Regions from separate parts of the Homo sapiens genome. Here region 2 is linked to region 1. The links are chromatin loops, found by intact Hi-C in ENCODE. Cell type or tissue: mammary epithelial cell. All regions are shown on one strand. Links, peaks and the distances in the headings refer to the core of each region. The heading gives the core; the rest is flanking DNA.

Evidence for each region. A loop is a pair of places that touch in the nucleus more often than their neighbours do. Peaks named below come from ENCODE experiments on the same cell type or tissue, not always from the same donor. Only the 100,000 strongest peaks of a DNase experiment are listed, where the experiment ranks them.
Region 2: a loop joins it to region 1, with 9 times the contacts of the local background. A loop is called at or near these places in 16 of 110 quality-filtered maps.

What each region holds. Positions count from the first base shown.
Region 1 is chr19:46,748,843-46,754,347 of GRCh38, forward strand. The region is part of intron 3 of FKRP (fukutin related protein); the gene reads left to right. Among named protein-coding and RNA genes, the nearest start is that of STRN4, 5.1 kb to the left of the region's middle. In mammary epithelial cell, for the core only: a CTCF peak has its summit at 1,459 (motif pointing right); no DNase peak of the experiment used is centred there.
Region 2 is chr19:46,524,164-46,535,802 of GRCh38, forward strand. It overlaps the pseudogene PPP5D1P. Among named protein-coding and RNA genes, the nearest start is that of PNMA8B, 34 kb to the left of the region's middle. RefSeq lists a silencer at 6,686-6,795. In mammary epithelial cell, for the core only: a CTCF peak has its summit at 5,569 (motif pointing right); a DNase peak (open chromatin) is centred at 6,028; H3K27ac peaks cover 339 bases.

The sequences.
Region 1 (5,505 bases), core at 1-2,500:
GTGATTCTCACACCTCAGCCTCCCCAATAGCTGGGATTACAGGTGCGCACCACCATGCCCAGCTAATCTTTGTATTTTTTGGTAGAGAGGGGGTTTCACCATATTGCCCACGCTGGTCTCTAACTCCTGACCTCAGGTGATCTGACCGCCTGGGCCTCCCAAAGTACTGAGATTACAGGTGTGAGCCACCACACGTGGCCCTGTCAGTCTTCTTTCTGTCTTCTGGAGGGCTGACCTAATGAGTACCTCGTTCATTCTGTATCCTCAAAACATGGGGTCCACCACAAAGAATACTTGAGTTTGTTGAGTTACTGAGTTGAATTAATTTATTAATGTGCCATAGCCAAGCTTTGAAAGCCCCTGTCAGGTTAGGGCTGGGGAAGGCTCACTAAAGATGGGCTGAGAGTTGGGGCTTCAGAAAGAACCCAAGAGAGAAGGTAAAGTTTACTGGTTTAAAGTACGACTCTGTAGCCAGCTTCTTGGATCAACTCTTGGGTCCACTACTTCACATTGTGTGACCTTGAATAAGAGACTTTAACTCTTTAACTCTCTGTGCCTTTGTTTCCTTTTTTTTTTTTTTTTTTTTTGAGATAAGGTCTCGAGGCCAGGCGCGGTGGCTCACGCCTGTAATCCCAGCACTTTGGGAGGCTGAGGCGGGCGGATCACGAGGTCAGGAGATTGAGACCATCCTGGCCAACATAGTGAAACCCCATCTCTACTAAAAATACAAAAATTAGCCGGGCATGGTGGCGCATGCCTGTAATCCCAGCTACTCAGGAGGCGGAGGCAGGGGAATCCCTTGAACCAGGGAGTTGGAGGTTGCAGCGAGCCGAGATTGTGCCACAGCACTCTAGCCTGGTGACAAAGCGAGACTCCGTCTCAAAAAAAAAAAAAAAAAAGAGTCTGGCTCTGTCACCCAGGCTGGAGTGCAGTGGCACAATCTCAACTCACTGCAACCTCTGCCTCCTAGACTCAAGTAATCCTACCACTTCAGCCACCAGAGTAGCTGGGACTACAGGTGCACACCACCATGCCCGGCTAATTTTTTAAATTTTTTTGTAGAGACGGGGTCTTACCAGTCCATGCTGGTCTCAAACTCCCAGGCTCAAGCAATCTCCCCCAGCCTCATCCTCCCAAAGTGCTGGGATTACAGGCATGAGCCACCACATCGGCTGGTTTCCATTTTTAAATGTGATCATAACACGAGGATTAAACAAGTGAATATGCCTAAAGTGCTTAGAACAGGGCCTGGCACATGGTGAGCTGCTAGAATTGTTATTATTATCCTCCCGATTCAGAAAAATGTAGAACATTCAGACCTTCAAAATCATCATTGTATCCACTTTGCCCCAACGAAGGGGTTTGTTGCCCTTAGAGGCGGTGAAGTCTGCATGGCTTTATCAGGGTACTAGATGATTCCTTTCCCCGCCTCAGGTTCCCTCACACCCTCACCAGCAGGTGGCACCTCTTCATCTGGCCATCAAATCTGCTGGTGTCTGGTCTGCGAGGGCCAAGAGTTGTGCTGGGCCTGAGGGTAGCCAGGACCTGGCTGCTGTCCTCTGCCCTGCTGGGCACCTCCTTCCTGGCCCAGAGTCAGTCAGACAGTGTGGCAAGAGCCAGGGCCTCAGAAGCGGAGACCTCGGTTCTCGACCCTGCATCCTTCTTATCTCTCTGAGCCAGAGGTTCCTATCTTTCGTTTTTGAGACTGGGTCTCGCTCTGTCGCCCAGGCTGGAGTGCAGTGGCTGAATCACAGCTCACTGCAGCCTCCACCTCCTGGGCTCAAGGGACCCTCCTGCCTCAGCCTCCCTCCTAAGTAGCTGAGACCACAGGTAGGCACCACCACGCCTGGCTGATTTTTGTATTTTTTTAGAGACGGGGTTTTGCTATATTGCCCAGGCTGGTGTTGAACTCCTGAGCTCAAGCGATCCTCCTGCCTCAGCTTCCCATAGTGCTAGGATTACAGGAGTGAGCCCCCATACCCAGCCCACGTTCCTTATCTTAATAATTCAAGTCACTCATTCATTCAACACGTATTTATTGAGCACCTGCTATGCACCAAGCACTGAGCTGTGCTCTGGGGATACAGTAGGGAAGAAAACAGATTCCCTGCCTTCCATGGAGATTCTGACAACAAACAAGCTAAGTAAAATCCACGTGATAACTACTAGGGGAGCAAAATAAAGCAGGAATGGGGGATAGGAAGTACATGGGAGATGCTTTTTTTTTTTTTTTAAAGACAGACAAGGTCTCGCTCTATTGCCCAGGCTGGAGTGCAGTGGCGCCATCACAGCTCACTGCACCCTTGACTTCCCCAGCTCAAGTGATCCTCCTACCTCAGCCTCCTAAGTAACTGGGACTACAGGTGCAAGCCATCACATCCAGTTAGTTTTGTTTATTTTTTGTAGAGATGGCATCTTACTATGTTGTCCAGGCTGATCTGAAACTCCTGGTCTCAAGCGATCTGCCTACCTCAATCTCCCAAAGTGCTGGAATTACAGGTGTGAGCCACTGCACCTGGCCAAGATGCATTTTTTTGTTTATTTACTTATTTTGAGACAGAGTTTTGTTGTTGTTGCCCAGGCTGGAGTACAATGGCATGGTCTCAGCTCACTGCAGCCTCTGCCTCCTGGGTTCAAGCAATTCTCCTGCCTCAGCCTCCCAAGTAGCTGGGATTACAGGCGCCTGTCACCATGCCCAGCTAACTTTTTTGTATTTTTTTTTTTTTTTTTTTTTGAGACGGAGTCTTGCTCTGTCGCCCAGGCCGGACTGCGGACTGCAGTGGCACAATCTCGGCTCACTGCAAGCTCCGCTTCCCGGGTTCACGCCATTCTCCTGCCTCAGCCTCCCGAGTAGCTGGGACTACAGGCGCCCGCCACCGCGCCTGGCTAATTTTTTGTATTTTTAGTAGAGATGGGGTTTCACCATGTTGGCCAGGCTGGTCTTGAACTCCTGACCTCAGGCGATCTGCCCACCTCGCCCTCCCAAAGTGCTGGGATTACAGGCATGAGCCACCATGCCCAGCCCACCAAGATGCATTTTTAAATAGGATGGCCAAAGGAAGAGGTTATGGGAAGGTGACATTGGAGTGATGGGGGTGGGGGCCGGCGCAGTGGGGTGGATCGCCTGTGGCTATCTGGGATAAGAACACTCAGACAGAGGCAACAGGCAGTTCTGCAGCTGGAGTGTCCCAGGTGTGTTTGAAAGATGGTGTTGGTGGCCAATGTTCCTAGAGCTGAGTGAGTGAGTAGGAAAGGATGGAAGATCACGCGGGGCCTTATGGGCCACATTGAGTACCTTGGCTTTTCCTGCGAGGTGCCAGCCACAGAAGGGCCTGAGCAGAGCCAGGACAGGATGAAATGTGAGTTGTGACAGGATCTCTCGAGGTGCTGAATGAGGAACAGACCACAGGAACAGAAGCGGGAAGACAGTCTCTTGCTGTGACCTTCAAGGATATGCAGACTAACCATCTCATGTGTGTTCGGAGCTCCTATGTACCTAAACTCTAAGATTTTGAAGGGCTTGAGGTTCTGTGGTTGCAAAGGTTCCTGCCCCTGCACTAATGGGAGCTCCACAAGGGCAGGAATGTTGTCTGTCTCTGAGCATCTGTTGCTCTCTCTCCAGTGCCTAGAACAGTGCCTGGCATGTTGTAGGAGTTCAACAAATAGATGTTGAAGGATTGAAGGAAGGAAGAATCAATCTAAGGTCCAGAAGGCAATTCCAGGATTCTAAAGATTAGAAAGGACATGGTGACTCACGCCTGTAATCCTGGCACTTTGGGAGGCCGAGACGGAAGGATCACTTGAGGTCAGGAGTTCGAGACCAGCCTGGACAATATAGTGGGAGCCAGTCTCCACAAAAATGTGTTTGAAAAATTAGCCAGGCACAGTATTGCATGCCTGTAGTCCCAGCTACTCGGGAGACTGAGGCAGGAGGATGGCTTGAACACAGGAATTCGAGGCTGCAGTGAGCCGTGATTGCACCACTGCACTCAAGCTTGGGCAGCAGAGCAAGACGCTGTCCGTTTAAAAAATATATATATTTTGGCTGGGTGTGGTGGCTCACTCCTGTAATCCCAACATTTCTGGAGGCCAAGGCAGGCAGATCATGAGGTCAAGGGATTGAGACCATCCTGCCCAACATGGTGAAAACCCGTCTCTACTAAAAATACAAAAATTAGCCGGGCATGGTGGCACGCGCCTGTAGTCCCAGCTACTCAGGAGGCTGAGGCAAGAGAATCGCTTGAACCCTGGAGGCGGTGGTTGCAGTGAGCCAGTCGCACCACCGCACTCCAGCCTGGCAACAGAGTGAGACTCCGTCTCAAAAAAAAAAAAATTGTTTTTGGCTGGGCGCGGTGGCTCACGCCTGTAATCCCAGCACTTTGGGAGGCCACGGCGGGTGGATCACCTGAGGTCAGGAGTTCGAGACCAGCCTGACCAACATCCCGTCTCTACTAAAAATACAAAATTAGCCGGGTGTGGTGGCGCATGCCTGTAATCCCAGCTACTCAGGAGGCTGAGGCAGGAGAATCGCTTGAACGCGGGAGGCAGAGGTTGCAGTGAGATGAGATAGCTGCCACTGCACTCCAGCCTGGGCAACAGAGGGAGACTCCATCTCAAAAAAAAAAAAGAAAAGAAAAGAAATAAGAGCAGTTTGAGAAAATGTTCAGGGTGACTTAAACATACAGGTTGGGGAAAGCATGGCAAGAGATGAGGGTGGAATGGGGGGCAGACAAGGGGAATGTCAGAAGCAGCTTCCACTTTCTCCCCTGGGCACTGGGAGCCATGGCAAGTTCAGAGCAGGGGAAGGAGAGGTCCAACTTGTGCTTTAGGAAGACTCCTCTGGCTATCACGGGGAGAGGAATTGCCAGGAGACCAGGGGGAGGTTGGATGGGAATGTGGGTGGACCTGGTTGAGGAGGGAGCTGTGGAAATGGGGAGGAGGGGACAGAGGATTTAGGACATAGGGAGGTTAGTTGGATGCCCCCTCTCTCTAGGAAGGGCAGAAACCTACAAAAAGCCTTCATGGGGAAATTATTTGATCATCTGCTTGGAACCCAGAGCTATACCACCTGTGCTGGAGACCGGCCAGCCAAATCTTCAGTCTCGGTGGGGACAAGGAGACAGCGCCATCTGGTGCTTGAGGGTGTGGCCAATGAATGTGGAGGGGAGTGTCCTAAGGTTGGCAGCCTCTTTTGATGCAAGCTACCCCAGTTTTTTGTTGTTGTTGGGTATTTTGAGACAGGGTCTCACTCTTGTCCAGGCTGAGTGCAGTGGCATGATCATGGCTCACTGGCTCAAGCCATCCCCCCACCTCAGCATCCTGAGTGGCTGGGACCATAGGTGAGTAGCACCACACCCAGCTAATTTTTTATTTTTTGTAGAGATGAAGTCTCCTTATGTTACTCAGGTTGGTCTCGAACTCCTGGACTCAAGTGATCCTCCTGCCTTGGCCTCCCAAATTGCTGGGATCACAGGTGTGAGTCACTGTACCTGGCCCACCCCACTT
Region 2 (11,639 bases), core at 4,345-6,844, 220 kb before region 1:
CCTCGCAAGTAGCTGGGACCACAGGCATGCACCACTTTGTGCAGCTAATTTTTTTTTTTTTACTTTTATAGAGATGGAGTCTTGCCATGTTGCCCAGGCTGGTCTCAAACTCCTGGGCTCAAGGATCCTCCCAATTTGGCCTCCCAAAGTGTTGAGATTACAGGTGTGAGCCACTGCGCCTGGCTCCCCCCATTTTATTTTAACAACTTTCCCCTTTTGACATAGCAAGCTGAGGGGGTAATGAAATCGTATAGCATTACTTTCTGGGAGTGCTATTGGCTGGGACAGATGGGTGTATAGTCATTTTTGATAGCTGCATAGTCATCTTAGACATATGTGGTAGAGTCCTTAGGTTCTCCAAGTTGTCTAATGCAGATGGGTGTCATTAGTTGCATCAGTGGCTGTTGAGAGGCATTGGAAACCCTTAAGAGGATGCAACTCCCAGGGAGGTTAATATCATGACTAGGAGGAGAATAATATAGCCAAGGGTTGGAAAATTCACCAGAGGAGAGATTCCCAGGAGCCAAGATGTAACCAACTAAATAAATAAATGGAAAAAGTATCACCTATCTGATAAGATTTACATCTGTTCTTTAAAATCCTCTGAAGTGTGGGCAAAAATTCTTGATATATTAACACAGAAATGACAGCTTCATTCATTATACCTCCTTTTTGGGCAGTTAGAGTAGCTCAGACTCATACATTTTGTGAAATTATTGAAGCAAGGCTAGAAACCTCGGTTTGTAAGCCTTGGAGGAAATTAACAGTGTCATTGAAGTTTTTTTCTAAAGTTTTAGAGCATTTATAATAGCCCCTTCCTTCCTTCCTTCTTTTTCTTTTTCTGTTTCTGTTTTTGTTTTTTGATATGGAGTCTTGCTCTCTTGCCCAGGCTGGAGTGCAGGAGTGCAGTGGCATGATCTTGGACCACTGCAACCTCCCCTTCCTGGGTTCAAGCAATTCTCCTGCCTCAGCCTCCCAAGTACCTAGGACTACAGGTGTGCACCACCACACCCAGCTAATTTTAGTATTTTTAGTAGAGACGAAGTTTCACCATGTTGGCCAGGCTGGCATTGAACTCCTTACCTCAAGTGATCCACCCGCCTCGGCCTCCCAAAGTGCTGGGATTACAGGTGTCAGCCACTGTGCCTGGCCCATAATAGCCTTTTCTAAATCAGAGACACCAATACAAGGAATTGGAGCTCTGTCCACCAAAGGAAGTCAGTGTCATGTGTAGTGAGAGGGTTGGTGCTTCTTGGATTTCTCTAACGGTGCTATCTTCTGAACAAGTGAGCCAAGGTTGGTGGCTTTATTTGTAGAGATAGTTTATTGTATCTGAATATTGGGAGGGATTACTGCCAATCCATAATGACCACGACTCCTGTTTGGTGTTGGCTGTTGTGGCTGCCCTTCTCCTGTCATTTTGCTCAGTGCCCGCGCCTGGCAGTGCTGTGATGCCATCCCAGGGTTCCCGGGTGCCCGGTACCTGACAGGTGCATTACCTGGTAGGCGCATTTCTGGTGCAGTTTCTTCTGGTCCTTGTACCACTGCATGAGCCCCTTCATGAAGGTGATTGTCACTTTGTCGTCCTCAAGCTTGGGTCCGCTGTACTCACCCTCGATGGCTGGCATGTGAACAGGGGAGACACGAGAGTCAGCGACCACGGCCACTGTAAGGGGGAAGGGGGTCTTGCTCCCAGGGATGAGGTGGACCTGGCTCTGGACACACAGATTGAGAGAGGGACAGAGCGAGTGAAGAGTCCCCTCTCTGGTCAGGTCTGGCCCAGAGGCCTCTTCCTGACCTCCTTCTCTTCCTTCACCCGCCCCCCTTTACCCTATTCAGTTTTATGGCACTTAGCACGATTCATTTTGTGACTTGTTCATCATCTTATCTGCCTCCTAGAATATCAGCTCCATGCGGACAGGAAGGGTTTTGTTCATAGCTGTACCCCCAGTGCCTAGGACAGTGCCTGGCACATAGGAGATGCTCAATAATCATCTGTGGGATGAATGGCTGGACCTTCTCAGCACCTAGAGGTGAACCAGACACAGCCTGTGGGGGCGGGGCTACTGCCGGCAGAGAGGGAGGGAGGAGAGGATGACAGAGTGGCCAAGAAGCCAGCATGGAGAAGGGCCCGGGCAGGGGTGATGCTGGTGGGTAGGGAAGGTGTATTAGTCCATTTTCACATTGCTGATAAAGACATACCCGAGACTGGGTAATTCATAAAGAATAAGAGGTTTAATGGACTCACAGTTCCATGTGGCTGAGGAGGTCTCACAATCATGGTGGAAGATGAAAGGCACGTCTCATGTGCCGACAGGCAGGAGAGAATGAGAACCAAGTGAAAGGGGAAACCCCTTATAAAACCATCAGATCTCGTGAGACTTACTCACTACCACGAGAACAGTATGGGGGAAACTGCCTCCACGATTCAATTATCTCCCACCAGGTCTCTCCCACAACATGTAGGAATTATGGGAGTTACAATTCAAGATGAGATTTGGGTGGGGATGAGATTTGGGTGGGGACACAGCCAAGCCATATCAGCGGGGTGTTGCAGCTCCTGACCTCGCCCATTGGGAATCATGAGACGGAGCTTTGGGCTGCGGATGGAGCGCCCTGGAACACAGGCAGAGGAGCGACAGACAGCAGCCTGGGGGCAGAACAAGGGGCTACCCTTGAGCCCACCCCCACCCCCAGGGAATGGAGAAGGCCCGTGTGGAATGTTCTGGGCTGGAGCGTGGAGCATCCAGGCCTGACTCACTCATGCTCTCGATGTCCAGCGAGTCCACCACGGAGCGCTTGTGCTCGTCGCCTGCGATGGCCCGCTCAAAGGCCTTCTGCTTCACGATCTTGTTGCACTCCTGGTATTTCATTTTGGCATCCTTGTCGTGGGGCTTCACCTTGACCACCTGGGTGGGAGGGAAGGGGCGTGCACACTGAGGCCGAGGTGGGGGCACAGCGGCTGTCCCCAGGCTGCCCAGCCCTGGATTCCATGAACGCGGAAGTCAGGCTGCCCGGGCACCAGTGCTGATGGTGCAACCCTGGACATGTTTAACCTCCAAGTCTTGGTTTCTGCACCCCAAAACTGTCCATAGCTAAGCTGCTCACACCGGCACACTTCATCAACCTTAGCTATAACTACATTAAAATCAAACACCTTGCCCGTCTGAGGACCATGGGCTCAGCTCCTGGTCCCCCGTGGGAACCAGTGCAGGCAGCGACAACTCCAGGCTTCCCAGCCTTGGACTCCAGGACTTACGCCAGCTGCCCCTCAAATCCTCAGGCCTTTGGCTTCGGACTGAGAATTACACCGTTGGCTTCCCCAGTTCTGAGGCCTTCGGACTTGTTCTGAGCCACACTCCCTGCATCCCAGGGTCTCCAGCCTGCACACAGCCTCAGGACTTCTCCGCCTCCATAATTGAATGAGCCAGTTGCCCAATAAACCCCTTCTCCTATCTCTGTCTACACATATCCTGTTGATTCTGTCTCTTTGGAGAACTCTGATTAATATGCTTCCTCTATGAAACAAACAGGGCTGTTCCTAGCCATCTCCCAGCCCCTAGGGAGATGAAACGCCATGGCATACCTGGCCACCGCAGGGCTCAATTAAGATGAGCTGTAATTATTATTATTATTATTACTTTGAGATGGAGTCTCACTCTGTCACTCAGGCTGGAGTGTAGTGGCGCAATCTTAGCTCACTGCAACCTCCATATTCTGGGTTCAAGCAATCCTCCTTCCTCAGCCTCCTGAGTGGCTGGGATTACAGGCGCCTGACACCACCCCCAGCTAATTTTTGTATTTTTAGTAGAGATGGAGGTTTCACCATGTTGGCCAGGCTGATCTGGAACTCCTGACCTCCTGCCCACCTCAGCCTCCCAAAGTGCTGGGATTATAGGCATGCGCCACCGCACCTGGCCAAGGTGAGTTGTCATTATTCTTCTTATTGTTATTCCCACAGCCCTGGAGCCTGGGGCTCTGTGCCTTCTACTGCCTGCCAGACAGCGAGGGGCCTGGGCCAGCAGGGCCGTTCTCCTCCGTGCCAGCTCAGTGCCAGGCCCCTCTGGCTGCCTGCCCAGCCCCAGGACTCCTGAGAGCCTGGATCCGGGGTCCTGGGGGGTAAGGGGCCCCTCCCAAAGGCTGCTGTTGCCCGGAACTCTGACGCAGCCTCAGCAGCAACCCCCAAGCAGGCTGCTCCCATCCCAGGGAAGTCCACCTTCCACCCCATCACCCAGCTGAGACTGAGCCTCATCCTGGACTCCTCCCGACCCCTCAGCCCCCACAGCCCGGCAGTCACTTCACTTCTTCTGCCAAGTCGGCCTCCTGAACATCTCTCAGATCCAGCCATTCCCTTCTCACCCTCCAGCCCCACCCAGCCCTGACCTGGCCTCTCCTGCCCACGTTCCTGGCTCAGCCTCCACCTGGCCTCACAGCCTCTTGTCCTGCCCTTCCAGAGGGGTGTTCCTAAGGCACAAACCTGACCCTGTCCTTTCCCTACTCGGAACCTCCCAGGGCTCCCAGAGCCTCCCGCAGAAAGCCCTGGCTCTCCCCACGGCCCTGCGTGATCTGCTCCCTGCAGCTTCATCATAACCCCCACGCACACACACTGCAGCCCCACTCACCGCCTCCATGCTAGGCTCCGCTAACCTCTGGAACTTTGCCACCAGGTTCTTTCTGCCTGAAGGCCAAAACCATCAACCCCCTAGGGAGACCCCCAGGCATGCGTCCAGAGACCCAGCATCCCCCATCCCTCGTCCACTATGTCACCCCACTGTGAGAGCTGAAAGGTTGTTTCTGCCCATTCAGGGACAGAGCCTACCCCAGGAGGCCCACTAGATTCTCAGGCCCACCAGGGCCCATGAGTGGCAGGACCCACACTGGGGGACTGGGAGCTGTGACCCTCTAGGCTAACGGGGAACTATGGGAGCTCTGCCTGGGGACACAGGGCCCCAGGCCTGGGCCAGTTCAAGAGATGAGTGGCTGGCAGCTCCCAGCAGATCACCAGGCTGGGGACGAACCCTGAGGGTGAGAGAGACTCCTCTCCCAAACTAGGAGTGGGCTAGGGTCCTGGACTTTGCCCCAACATCCCCCTCCCACGCCCTGCACGCCTTCAGCCCACACCATTCCACGCTTTCAGCCCACGCCTTCTGCGGCCTCCCCGTCGGGTCCAGCCTCAGCCTCACCCGTCCCATTCATCCACATGACATCGCAAACTTGACCCTCCCCCTCCCTTATTCCAAAATTTTCTCTAGTTCCCCAGTGCCCCGGGAACAAGTCGGGTTCCTATGAAGCCCTGTATCCCGCAGTCCCACCTTCTCCCCAGTGTTAAGCTCTACTCAGGTGGGGTTCCTCTGCCTCCCCCTACCGGGCTGTAAACCCCCCGGGAAGGTAGGACCTGGGCTGTTTCAGTCCCCATCTAGGCAGGATCAGACCCTGGTGAATGCATGTGGAGGGAAGAAAGGGAAAGAAAGGGAGGAAGGGACAGAATAAGAAGGGGAGGGAGGGTGGTGCCCTTTAAAATCAAAACCTCTGGTTTCATCTTTCTTCCCTGAACTGGCTCCCCACGCCCACCAGAGGGCGCTCTGACCCAGCAAATTCCTCATACAGCAACAGCCCGTTCTACACACAAAAGGGAATTATGAAAATAAGGATTGACACCAATAATCGATACTTAAAGCCCTACTGTGACCAGTACCTATGCTAAATTATCCACGTGCCTAAATCAACACAGCAATTCTGAGAATATCTTATAAATGAGGAAAGTGAGGCTCAGAGAGGTCATTTAACTTTCCCAGTGTCACACAGCACATAAGCTGCAGAGAAGCTTCCAGCTCTGGCCTTGGTAACCCCACAACCTTCCGTTCCTTGGTCATAGCCTGACGTGACCAAACCACAATGCCCTCTGTGCCTGGCCCTGCCACCTCCTGCCCAACCCCCATCCCGAGGCTCAGCCACACCCTTCCACCCCCAGCTCCTTAGACATCCTGTTCCCCATTTAGTCACTGGAATCTTAGCCCATTGGCTGCCTCGAAAGCACTTCTTCCCTTTCCCTACCCCCACCTCCCACAAATGGTCACCTCCTCCCTTCAGCTCAATGTCACCTCCTCTGAGTAAGCCTGTCCTGATCCAGGGTTAGCTCCATCTCTTCCGACTCACCTCCCCTAAGAATCCAGGCTTTCCCTGCGCTCCAGGAGGCAGGGCTTCAGTCATCATCGTGTCCCCAGAGCCCTGCACAGGCACTACAGAAAGACTGAATGAATGAATGGATGAGTGAAGTCTACGGGGTTAAATAAATGAACACTCAATGAGTGACACCCTCTCCCTCTCCCTCAGCCAGAAATTGAGACATTCTCCAACAAACACCCACAGCCAGGAAGAGAAGATCCCGGACCCGCTAGCCAAGAGTGCACGCTTCAGGCTCCCAGGACCCCCAAAATTCATCCTGCTGAGGCTGTCGGGGGATGCTGCCAGGACTCTGTTGGAAGCCAAGGCCCTAGGGCTCCTGGAGAGGGTCCCATACTCCCTTCAGTCCCTCCCCAGGCCAGGTACAGTGAGTCTCACTAATGCCATCATGCCTTTAGGGCAGAGTCTCCTGCTTTCCAGCCCAGAGTCCACTTCCCTCTCCTGAATGATTCACCTCCATTTCTCTCCAGAGAATCCCCCTCCCCACTCTCCTTCCAGGTGACTCCTACAGGGCTCACCCAATCCCCTGCCCACCCAAGCCTGGCCAGTCAGTACGCTTCCTCCCTCCCTGGTCACTGTGATTGGGGCAGGGGCAAGCACATGATCCAGTTCATCCAATAGGAGTCAGCCCTGGGTCCAGGGCTAAATTAATGAATGAAGGAACCCTAGAACCAGCCATGCCTGAAGCCAAAGCCACGCTGGACTTTTTTTTTTTTTTTTTTTTTTTTTTTTTTTGAGACAGAGTCTCGCTCCATTGCCCAGGCTGGAGTGCTGTGGCGCGATCTCAGCTCACTGCAAGCTCCGCCTCCTGGGTTCACGCCATTCTCCTGACGCAGCCTCCCGAGTAGCTGGGACTACAGGCGCCTGCCACCAGGCCTGGCTAATTTTTTGTATTTTTTTTTTTTTTTTTAGTAGAGACGGGGTTTCACCGTGTTGGCCAGGATGGTCTCAATCTCCTGACCTCGTGATCCGCCTACTTCGGCCTCCCAAAGTCCTGGGATTACAGGCGTGAGCCACCGTGCCCAGCCAACCCTGGTCTTTATAGTAATATGAGCCAATGAATTCCTTTTTCACTAACCTGCTTAAACATGGCTAACTTGGGTTTCTGTACTTGGGACCTAAACAGTCCTGTGTATCCCACTCCTCAAAGCATTCTCTGAGGCCCCAAGGGAAGCAGGGTGGGGGGTGGCTTCTCAGTGTCCTGCCAGTCAGTACATCTGGCTCCAAATGCTGGACCAGGAGTTAGGGGGAGAGGGAAAGGGTCTTCTGGAGTTTTTAGACCTTGGCACCATCATTTGCCATATTCCTGAGTCTTTTCACCTTGTTCCTGGGGCTCTGGGTCTCTTGTCAACAGGGAACAAGATGACAGCTGCCTGGTAGAGACGGTATCACCATCCCTGGAGCAGATCTGTCTGGAAGGCATATTCTCAATCCCTGCATTTGCAGGACAGACCCAAGCTTGCACAGAGGTCAGACCAGCAGCTTAGTCATGGGGTGGGCTGAAGATACGAAACAGCTGATTTTTCTCTCCATTATGTTGTCCAGGTGGAAGAAGGGATGAATGAATGAACCCTGGGGCTCATCCTAGGGCCTGGGGCTTGGCTCACCATGACAGTGTTCCCAGACACGGGGTGCAGCCCAGGAAAGAACTGAGGCCACCCTGGGGGTGCTGGTGGGACAGTTAGCAAGACATGAAAGGGACCTCCTGGGTGTCATGACATAATAATTTGCAGGTGTCCCAGGGGTTCTTCCTGAAGCCCAAAGATTCCCACCTCCCTCCACCAGCAAGTCCTCACCTGAGCACCCCGCCTACTTCCCACTGCACAGCAGGCTCCAGCAGGGTCATGGTAGCAGTGGCTGCCCAGAGGTCGTGGTTTTTCATTTTTTGTTCTGTTGCCCAGGCTGGAGTGCAGTGGCGCGATCTCGGCTCACTGCAACCTCCGCCTCCCGGGTTCAAATGATTCTCCTGCCTCAGTCTCCCGAGTAGCTGGGATCACAGGTGCACACCACCATGTCTAGCTAACTTTTGTATTTTCTTTTCTTTTCTTTTTTTAATTTTTGTGTTTTCAGTAGAGACAGGGTTTCACCAGGTTGGCCACGCTGGTCTCAAACTCCTGACGTCAAGTGATCCGCCTGCCTCGGCCTCCCAAAGTGCTGGGATTATAGGCATGAGTCACCGCGCTCAGCCAGTTGTGATTTTTTACTTTATTTTATTTATTTATTTATTTATTTATTTATTTATTTATTTATTTATTTTTGAGACAGAATTTCGCTTTTGTCATCCAAGCTGGAGTGCAATGGCGCGATCTCGGCTCGTTGCAACCTCCACCTCCCAGGTTCAAGTGATGCTCCTGCCTCAGCCTCCTGCGTAGCTGGGATTACAGGCTCCCACCACCACGCCCAGCTGATTTTATATTTTTAGTAGAGATGGGGTTTCATCCTGTTGGTCAGACTGGTCTCGAACTCCTGAGCTTGGATCTGCCTGCCTTGGCCTCCCAAAGTGCTGGGATTACAGGCATGAGCCACCGTGCCCGGCTGGTGGTAGTTTTTTTACCTGGATAGAATCTGTGCCCCTGCATCAGGCCCAGCCCGCCGCACAACCTTCACTCAGTCTCTGTTTCACCTGGCCCACACTGGGTCCTAAACATCAAACTTACCCTAGATCTGGAGCCTGATGCCCCAGAGGGAGGCCCACCCAGTCCCACTGACTAAGCCTGGCTCTCTGTGTGAGGCCTGTCTCCCAGAGTCACGAAAGACCCCAGTAAACAAACAACATGCATAGTCTCGTTTTCAGTGGGCTTCTTATAACAAAAAATGCTCTGTCCCTGCAACAGCCTGAAAACGGTTGTCATGGAAACAGCAGTAGCCAATGGAGGAGGGAGAGACAGGCCCCTCCCAGAGCCCAGGCCTCCTGCGGTGGGTGATGGGGCACAGAAGAACCATCAGGATTAAGGGGCAACGGGGAGGGGGGTGTCCCCATGTGGCTGGAGCGGGAGGAGTTTCCTCATCTGGTAGCTCTGAGAGGGAGCCGCTGCTCTCAAAGGGACCCATGAGCATCCCTGGAGAACAGATCCATAGTCTCCTGCGGATCCTCAGACAGCTCTGGGGAGGGGTCCTGGGGAAAGGTCACTGTGAACAGCTGGCCAGCAGGCATCCAGGACGCCCGAGCCCTCATCCCCACTCCAGCATTGCCACATTCACTGAAACTGGGACTCTAAGCCCTGCGGGTGGCTTGCCAGGGTGTCATTGACACCGTGCACTGCAGTCCATCCCTATCTCAGGCTCCCTCCTGCCCCAAGATCAGTGCCCAGTGGGCGGCACCATGGCCATGAGCCTTTTGCAGGACTAGTGCCAGGGGCCTGGACATGGACGCGCACAGGGCCCTGCTGGTCACCGGGATCCTGGAGGGCCTGGAGCAGGTGGATGTTGAAGCCGTCCTGCAGTCGACCCTCCTGCCCCTGGGCACGTTCGGGCTGCAACACATGAAGGGCTTGATGGATAAGAAGGCCCAGGCCGCCCTGGTGGAGTTTGTGGAGGACGTCAATCACGCTGCCATCCCCACAGAGGTCCTGGGCAAGGATGGGATCTGGAGGGTTCTGTGGAAGGACCATGCACAGGACACGAGGTTCCTGAGGCAGATGAGACGCCTGCTGCTGGATGATGGGCCCATGCAGGCCGTGGTGGCTGGGACCCCCGGGGAGGTGCCCACCCCTCCCGCTTCAAAGACCCAGGCTGAGGGGTTGGGACAGTCATGGGGAAGGCCGGTGCCCCTCCTGGGGCTACAAGCGATAGTAACAAGAAGAGTAGGGGTCACAGAAATCGAGCCGGAAGCTAAAAGAGGGCCCGAGGGACATGTCCATTTCCCTTGGCAAAGAAGGAATCCAAGGAAGTTCCCCAGGAGAGCTTGGACATCAAGATCGAGGAGGCAGATGAGGGGGCTTGAGCAGAGATGACAATGACAGCAGGCTGTACACAGCGCTCCAGGCAGCAGCCAGGGAGCAAGTTCACAAGAAGTGGACCCTCTGAAGCCACAAAGACGAGGCAGGTGGTCCTATGGAGTTCTTGGCCCTGATGACCAGGACAGACAAAGCCAAACAGGAGATGATGGAAGAAAGCCCTCTGATTTGATGCACTTGACCATCAAAGAAGGCAGGAGCAGTGACTCCCATATGGTGGCTCTTCTGGCCACCAGAGACATACCTGAATGAGATGCTGAAGGGCTGTAAAGCTTCAGAAAGTGGGCGGGTGCAACCACCAGGTCACAGAGCGGGGCTGGAGGACCCTGAGTTCCTGACTACTGCGGCCTGTACCAGCCCTTCAGACACCAAAAGCTGCCAGGAGGTGTTGAAAATCGCTTCTGAGGCGGGGTGCGGTGGCTCATGCCTGTAATCTCAGCACTTTGGGAGGCCGAGGAAGGCAGATCACCTGAGGTCAGGAGTTTGAGACCAGCCTGGCCAACATGGTGAAACCCTGTTTCTACTAAAAATACAAAAATTAGCTGGGCGTGGTCGTGGGCTCCTGTAATCACAGCTACTCAGGAGGCCGAGGCAGGAGAATCACTGCAGCCTGGGAGGCAGAGTTTGCAGTGAACCGAGATCGCGCCACTGTACTCCAGCCTGTGCAACAGAGCAAGACTCCATCAAAAAAAAAAAAAAAAAAAAGAAGGAAGGAAGGAAGGAAAGAAAGAAAGGAAAGAAAGAAAGAAAGAAAGAAAGAAAGAAAGAAAGAAAGAAAGAAAGAAAAAATTGCTTCTGTGATCGACTCTTTGGGCTGGAGGAATGAGAAAGAAAAAACGATGCCCTCTCGCAGGTCTTGTCTGTCCTGTCCAAGGACACTGTGGTCCCGCGGAAAGCCTGAGATGACAGGAACCTTCTGGAGTGCATTTTCACCTTGGCGCAGCCAGAACCCCCTCCCTGGAGGAAGAAGGCTGAGCCTGGCCTCCTCAGGGTCTGGGGCGAGGATTAAAAGAGACAAAAAGGACAAAAAGAGCGAAGTGGCTCCTGGAGCTGGTGGTGCGCATCTGGCGGCTCAGGCATTGCTGCAGCCGGGAGCACCACCTGGGGAAGAGGGAAAGAGGAAAAGGGTGGGGAGGTGGGAAATTCAAATACACCAAAGGCAACCAAGGGACTACGCAGCTTTCCAGGCTGCCAGTGAGGACATAAAGTCGGGAAAGGCAGCTGCAGGGGCAGCAGTAGCAGAGTTCGAGGACACAGAGAGCAAGGCATGGGAGCCTGAGGGCAAGGCGTCCAGGAAGCCCCTGGCCAAGAGGGCGCACACGGCCCCCCGGGGCCTGGTCTTCAACTGCAGACACAAGTGATTCTCCCGCCTCAGCCTCCCAAAGTGCTGAGATGATAGACGCAAGCCACCGTGACCAGTCTGGTGTCCACTTCTTACTTGTCCCATTCCTTGGTCTGAACACTTAGGTTCCACCCATGGTTTCGTGTTTGGCTCATCTG